Regions from separate parts of the Mus musculus genome. Here region 1 is linked to region 2. A link is a contact called in ENCODE Hi-C or POLR2A ChIA-PET data. All regions are on one chromosome and are shown on one strand. Each heading gives the region's core, a stretch centred on a gene start or an enhancer-like site at or near the end of the contact. The rest is flanking DNA. Distances are from core to core; before and after follow the strand shown.

Region 1 (3,580 bases), core at 119-2,618, 110 kb before region 2:
AAGGGCCTCACCTATATTCACTGCCATCGTAGAAATAAGATGCACACATATCTCTAACGTAAATTGACATGAGAGAGAGCAGGTGAGAATTTTGTAATCTCAAGCTCTAGAGAGTTAAATGAAAGCAATCCTTTCCGTTAAGGTCCCTGGATTAGATGAGGATAATTTTTAACGTGTATCAGTTACTAGGATTCTAATTCTCACTTCTTGTCCTACCCAGAGACATCTACTTAGAGTTCTTACAGAAAAGCATGAATAGCTAGCTGCTTGTCCAGCAGTCACTGGAGGGCTCTCTTTGAAAATAATGATTCATTATAGCTATCAGCAGCTCGCAGAGCAGTGCATCGTAACTGAGTGCTATGCAAAATCTTCCTTTAAATATGTGATAGTGAAATATTATGCTTAGAAATTACCTCTGGTTGTTACTCTTTTAGTGTCCCAGATAAAATATAAGTAACATTAAAAATATGCTTTATTATTCTGATAAAACTAGAAATGTCCTATTTTATCGTTTTAAAACTAAATCATTAATAATATGTGCTATATAGGATACAGGTCTATTTAAGCCCAAGTTCACAGCCAAAATGCTGTATTTTACAAGGAAACAATTTGTTTTGATTACTATGAGTATTTTTATTTTGTATGCAAAGCGAAAGTCTCTTCCCATTTGTGTACTCACCATGCACTAATATGTTTAAATTAAGTTGCTTTTGCAGACACTTGTATGTTATTCATTTCTAGCTACTTATAATTTGCTCAGAATTGACATTTTAACTTTCCAGGCTGCCATCTCTAAGATCTCCTAATTCCTTGATCATTATTCAGTGTGTGTATCGTTTAATGATCACATTTGCTTATATAGGCTTACACATGTCTCAGTGGAAATCGCCCATGGATTTGTTTCATGGCAGTGTTTAAGACCGAGAACCACCAGGGACTGAATTCAAAGGCAAATTCCCCAGTTAAACAGAGACACATGGAAGAGAAAGTACCTTTTTTCCCCCTTCTATTTAATAGTAATATTTAGCTCCATTTCTCTTGAGTTCTCCCCACCCCCACGCCCAAGGCATCGTCCCACCACAGGAAGTCATGGGTCTGTGAAACACCTATCTCCCTGAAAGAAGAGGATAGTGGGTTGGCAATCGTGCATTCTAGGGTTTTCAGTTTATAATCCAGGGCTGAGTTGCCATAGGGAACATTTAAATGACTTATTTGTGGAGGAAGACAGGCATCTAAGCCATTCACCAGGGCCAGCGCCTTCGCTGCCGCTTTGCCCTGCAGAGCGTGCCCAGAGGCAGCCTGTCCTCCAGGAGTCCTGCTAGGCAAACAGCTCACCCAGCGCTGCTTTGGCGAAACTTCCTCCTTCCCTACAAGATCCAAAAAGAGAACCTCAAGTCCTCTGCCAAAGTGCTGTCAATTCCCCCTTAAACAGGAAGGCTCCTTTCAGATGCGGAGCTAGGCTGGGCTCTACCATGCCAGTGACTTTGGCTGCATGGAACACCCTTCAAAAGCCTCTGCAAGATGTTCAGTGCCAGTGTTTGGAGCAGTACATGACACAGACCCTCCAAAGAAATATAGTTGATTTGACTCAAATCTCTGAACATGTTCTCTCTCTCTCTCTCTCTCTCTCTCTCTCTCTCTCTCTCTCTCTCTCTCTCTCCCTCCCTCCCTCTCCCTCTCTCTCCCTCCCTCTCTCTCTCTCTCTTTCTCTCTGCCTCTCTCCCCTCATACAACCATCCATCTCTCATTCATCACTCAATTGAACTTTATACCTCCTTAGAAACCAAAAAACTGATAAAAGCATCGCTATTTCATTTGTTTTCACAAATTTTAAACTTTCTATAGAAAAAAATAAACAGCTCATGAAATTTTCACACACACTCTGGAGCTCCCAGTCCTGTGAAAGCCATGCCGAGGAGAAGGGTCAGGGTGCCTGGCTGCTTCACCAGCCCAGAGCTTTTGTCCAGTTCCTAGAATCCCCATAAAAATGCTGGAGCACTGTGGAAAAGCATGGGTCAGTCCATGGCACTGGCAGGCTAAGTGCTCTCATCTAACTGGTAAACATCAAGCCAATGGGAGAGTTTGTTTCAAAGGCGTTGGACAGCAATCCTTGGTTGACCATTCTCTCTCTCTCTCTCTCTCTCTCTCTCTCTCTCTCTCTCTCTCTCTCTCTCTCTCTCTCTCTCTCTCTCTCCCTTTCCCATGCACATATATGTATTTAAAAAAAAAACAACAGGAAAAAATAGCCTTCCCAGAAGCCTCTGTCAGGCATTATTTATTCCTGGCTGTATTCCATTCCCCGGGGCAGCTACTATAATATTAAATGATACTGTAAATCTATTTATTTGACCCAAGGGTTCTAAGAAAGACCTCAATCTGGGCTCCTTTTCTTTCCATGTGTGTCTGTCTCTGTGTGGTGGCATATTTCCATTTTAATAAGTCTGAGTTTGGGGAAGAAAGCATCCATTTTCCTTCAGCATTCCACAAAATTCCCTGGGGATAATCATTCTTCTATATGAGTTCTTCATGTTTCCCATCCATTCTGACACCCCTTGTATGAATTCCTGTCTTTAGAAGTAGCAGTTGGAAGGCATTCAATTTCTATATATCACTATTACAACACATTCAAATCAGTGAGCCTTCCTTTCCCATTTGGTGTCTAATGTCTGCCTGAAGAAATCTTCCCTTGACAGTAAGTTACAAATAAAAGTGGGCACAGCTAATGCCCTGCACCACTTATATTCTTAAGTATTTTGGTAGTTTTCGTTTTTACTTAAATATCTTTATTCTTTGAAAATTCCATACATGTACACACTGTATAAATGTATTTTGGGTTGCAATCTACTACGTACACACATTTAGAAGGTGCTGTACAATATGTGGCTTCATGTGTGTATTGGTCAGAGGACCAAGTGCGTCAGCTATCTTTCACTGTGATCAGTGTTTTCTGATGAGCACACTCCTTTCCTTTCCATTGGGAAATGTGACAAATTATCAATTATATCCACTGCACTACAGCATGAACGTGAGCGCTGGTCCACCGCACCCCTTTACCTCCTCTCCTGCCTCGCCATTCTATCAATCCCACTGTCTCATGGCACCCCAGTTCCAGCCATGGTCAGCCAGAATTCCTCCAACATCAACTCTTCTGATAAGACAAGCTCTAGACTCTTTTGAAAGTGGCCTTGAAGACAAGAGTTCTCTGAGACATTTCGGTTATGTGATCATTGTGCACGCATGCTCCATCAGTGTCCGCACTTTTAAGTTTACCATTCACTTTACTAATTCCCTCTGGATACCAAGTCCCATCCCAGCCTGTAACCTGCTTACAAAGTGTGTTGCTCAAGTCTCCACCATTGTCTTCTGTGTACTTAGCCAGTTTATTTACAGCTGTTGTGTGCTTCTGCCGCATCTACATTGTCACTGTGATGGTATTTTTCTTTCTGTCTGTTTCTTCCACAGGAGTTTAACCAGTAACCTACCCAATGTGAACCTACCCAATGTGAACCTACCCAAAGTACCAAATCTACCAGTTAACATCCCTCTAGGCATCCCACAGATGCCCACTTTTTCGGCACCG
Region 2 (3,456 bases), core at 314-2,813:
GCAAACGGAGAAGAGGGTTTGCCTTCACCGGCACTTTCCCCGGCTCCGCTGATGCTATATCTCTGGAGAAGGAATTGACTATCAAACCCTCAACCCTGTTTGCTCATATTATACCCACCGTAATCCTCTTAAACTGCCTTTGCGGCTACAAAGCTCTTGGTCTTGCAAAAGCCGGCTGGCAAGATATAATTGTCCGACGAACAAAAACAGCCAAAAGTTTTCAAAAACCCCATGCACAGCCCCTCTTTTCCCTAAACCTAATTCTCTCCTTCTCTAGCTAGCCCCCCCCCCCCCATAAGAACCCTCAGCCTCGACCACTTTTGTTGTCACCAAGAGCACCCGGCCTGTTGAAAGTGCTGGAGCTTCTTTGAGCAGTTTGTTGTGATACGCAGGTGGAATGGTCTGCAAACATGAATTCAGCCCCTCCAAACCCAGCGCCGAGCGCTCTGCTTTTGTGCGCCCGGCACAAAAACGCTGAATTCCTCCGAACTTACTTGGGGCCTGTCTAGAAAAGAGCCTTTTCTTCCCTCTGCTTGTACCTCTGGCCACACTAAGTCTTTGCCCGCCCCCCTTCAGACCCCCTCCTTCTCCCCTCTGATAATCCTTCTTTTTATTTTAGAAAAACACAAAACCCGGTTCCACGCGGTGCTTTAGTGGCTAAAAGTGAAAGAGCTGCCTTGGCAGAATTCAGCTCTATGAATCACTTCGGAAAATTGGTTCGACTGAATGGCCTTAGGAGGAAAAACGTTTTAATAGGATCCAGGGGAGGTTCTGCTGTTTCAATCTGCTCCTTAAACAGGTGGAGATTGGACCTTCTCAATTATACAAACAGTAAGTACCCAACAGCGGGAGAGCTGCCCTCCGAATCCTCCCCGCACGCAGCCCTAAACCAGGCGCAGAGCCTGCCTTTGCCTCTCAAACCCGATCACAAATCAGCAATTCGGATCGATTAGCTTCTCAAAGAGCCCTAGGCCTCTCAGGGCAAGAATCCCCCAGCCCTACTGAAAAAGTGGGCCAGAGAGCTGCAGGCGCACCCACCCTTCCCCAGGTCCCCAGGACCCCGGCACGCCGCCTGCCCTCCCGGACTCTTCGAGGTCGTCCTTAGGCGGCGGGGAGCTCTCTCTCGACCTCCGACGCCAGCCAAGGCGAGCTCGTTGCTTTTGCATAAATTAATATTTCCCCATTAACAAGTTCCCCCCTCCAAACGCGACGCCCGCGTCCATGCGCCACATCCTAATGAGGTAATTATCATTTGCGCGTGTTCGGGGCTGGCGCTGGCTCCGTAGGTAAATGGCAGTTTATTAGCACGGTGCCCAGTTCGGCTGCGCAGGGCTAAGGGATACTTTGGTGATTAGACGGACACCAGGGGCCCTTTGAGGTAGCGCGTCGGGGACACCCCGCCTTCCCCGCGTACCCTAAAACTGTAGGCCCCCCAAAGTTGTGAATCACCCAAGGAACTCTGCCTAGGTTTGGGTTTGGGCGGCCCCCACCTCCTTCCACCGGCAAAACCATCACGATTCTTCCCCCTCCCCCCTCCCTCTCTTCCCTCCTTCCCGATTCGCAAACCGCTCGCACTTTCCCGAAGGGAGCGCGGGCGCTAGTTGCCTCCTTTAAAGTTTGAGGGGCGGTGGCGGCGGCCGGCAGGCGCGGGGGAACGCAGGGTCCTCAACGGGAGTCGCGCCGCCGCCCATGTCATTCCACTTCAAGTGACTTCATGTGATGTCAGCTGAATGTAAAAGACAGTGATCTCACGCGGAGGGGAAGATGTTTGCCATCAAAATGTGACAGAAGAGACACGCTGCATGGCTCGGAACGCATCTCCTTGGCGGTGGGGGAAAGAGGTAAAAGCGAGGTGGTTCTTCCGGCCCTCTTTAACTTTGCTCTTTCAGTGCCCAGTTCCCAGCACGCGTGGCGAAGGCCTGGGTCCAGGGAAGGGCTGGGAGTGTTAATTTGAGACTCCTTTCTTCTACCCCTTCTCCTTTCCTTTGTACAGCCTCCCCCTTCTTCCCCCTTTCATAGTCCCAGGGCAATAGCTGGTGGGTTCCTTTGCGCGCCGGGTTAATGGGCGGTAATTTGGTACCCTTGGGTGCACTTTGTTCTGCTTCTGTTCATTTGAATGCAAATGGGTGACCGGGCCGACTAGGTGCTTATTAAATTGCGGTTTCCCCCCTGCCTTTTCCGGAATGCAGACTTAGAGGAGAGAGGCTGTGCCCTGGCCCAGCCTGGCCCAGCTTGGCGCGCCATGGCCAGCTCAGCTTCCCTGGAGACCATGGTGCCCCCGGCCTGCCCGCGCGCTGGAGCGTCACCGGCCACTTCTAAAACACTAGCTTTCTCTATCGAGCGCATCATGGCCAAGACGTCCGAGCCCCGAGCGCCTTTCGAGCCCCGGCCTGCTGCGTTAGAGGCAGACAGCAGCCAGAGCAAGAAACTGCTCAACCTCTGCTCGCCGCTGCCCTGTATGATCCCTCTCCAGCCTCTAGGCTACGAGGTGCCGTCCAAGACGCTGCTCAGTTACTCGGAGTTCTGGAAGAGCAGCCTCCGGGCGGGCGGCGGTGGAGGAGGAGGCAGCGGCGGGGGGGCCCCAGTGTGCGGCGCCAGCGGCTTGTGCAAAACCAACTGTGGCGTGTGCTGCAAGGCCGAACTGGGCCTCGCGCCTTCTGCGCTGCCCGCCGGCAGGGTCATCAAACCGCAGGTCATCAACCAGGCTGTGGGGCTGCCTGCCAGCGGCTCTCTCTACTACTTCAACTACCTGGACTCCACCGCTTACCCACCTTCGGAGCTCCTCGGAGGCCACCTTTTCCCATCCGGCCTCCTCAACGCACAGGCCCCCACTTCCCTGGCTGCTCACCCCAAGCTTTTTCTGCTGGAGAACGCCAAACTGGCCAGCCTGGCTGCGGACAAGTTCCCCCACCCAGCTTCCTATCCCCATAAGGAGCGCTTGCATGCGCCACTGGAGCAGGTGCTGAAGGAGAACTCGGCCTTGACAGCTGAACGAGGGGGAGTCAAGAGCCACAGCAAACTACCGGGGGGCTCTACTGACAGCAAACCCAAAAACTTCACCTGCGAAGTGTGCGGCAAGGTGAGGCCTACGGTTCTGGGGGGAGGGAGCTAGTAGCCCCTGACTTTCTTGGGCTGCCTTGTACACCTTTCTCTCAAGCAGAGGAGCTTCCCAATAGCTGCGCGCTCCGTTCGATGCTCAGTTGAGCCTCAGTTTCCTATTCTGTAAAATGGGGCTGTAAAATCGCCACACAGTTGACAAAAGGACTTGCTGGCTTCAGATGGGATGGTTGGTTAAGGGAGGTAAATTGTAGCCTCCGGGCCTGATTCTAGGCCCTTGGCAGACTCAGCCTAAGTTCCGCTCTCATCCTTCCATAGGTGTTCAATGCTCACTATAACCTCACCCGCCACATGCCTGTCCACACCGGAGCTAGACCGTTTGTGTGCAAAGTCTGTGGC

The links. A loop is a pair of places that touch in the nucleus more often than their neighbours do. ChIA-PET counts read pairs that join two places held with the same protein, here RNA polymerase II (POLR2A).
Region 1: a loop to region 2 is called in a map of left cerebral cortex, with 2.5 times the contacts of the local background. The contact joins the enhancer-like site here to the promoter of Fezf2 in region 2. A Hi-C loop is called at or near these places in 1 of 37 maps with a recorded cell type or tissue (left cerebral cortex). POLR2A ChIA-PET finds 5 or more read pairs at or near these places in 1 of 5 experiments (embryonic stem cell).

What each region holds. Positions count from the first base shown.
Region 1 is chr14:12,457,712-12,461,291 of GRCm38, reverse strand. Cadps (Ca2+-dependent secretion activator) reads left to right here. Exons shown (of 31, transcript NM_001042617.1): 23 at 3,463-3,580. Among named protein-coding and RNA genes, the nearest start is that of Fezf2, 110 kb to the right of the region's middle. Within about 2 kb of position 1,368, at least 1 of the 3 ENCODE cell types and tissues checked has a DNase peak (open chromatin) inside an H3K27ac peak, as active enhancers do; it is left cerebral cortex, where a contact is called at or near this core.
Region 2 is chr14:12,343,972-12,347,427 of GRCm38, reverse strand. Fezf2 (Fez family zinc finger 2) reads left to right here and starts at 1,563. Exons shown (of 5, transcript NM_080433.3): 1 at 1,563-1,841; 2 at 2,190-3,079; 3 at 3,376-3,456. The coding sequence starts at 2,243.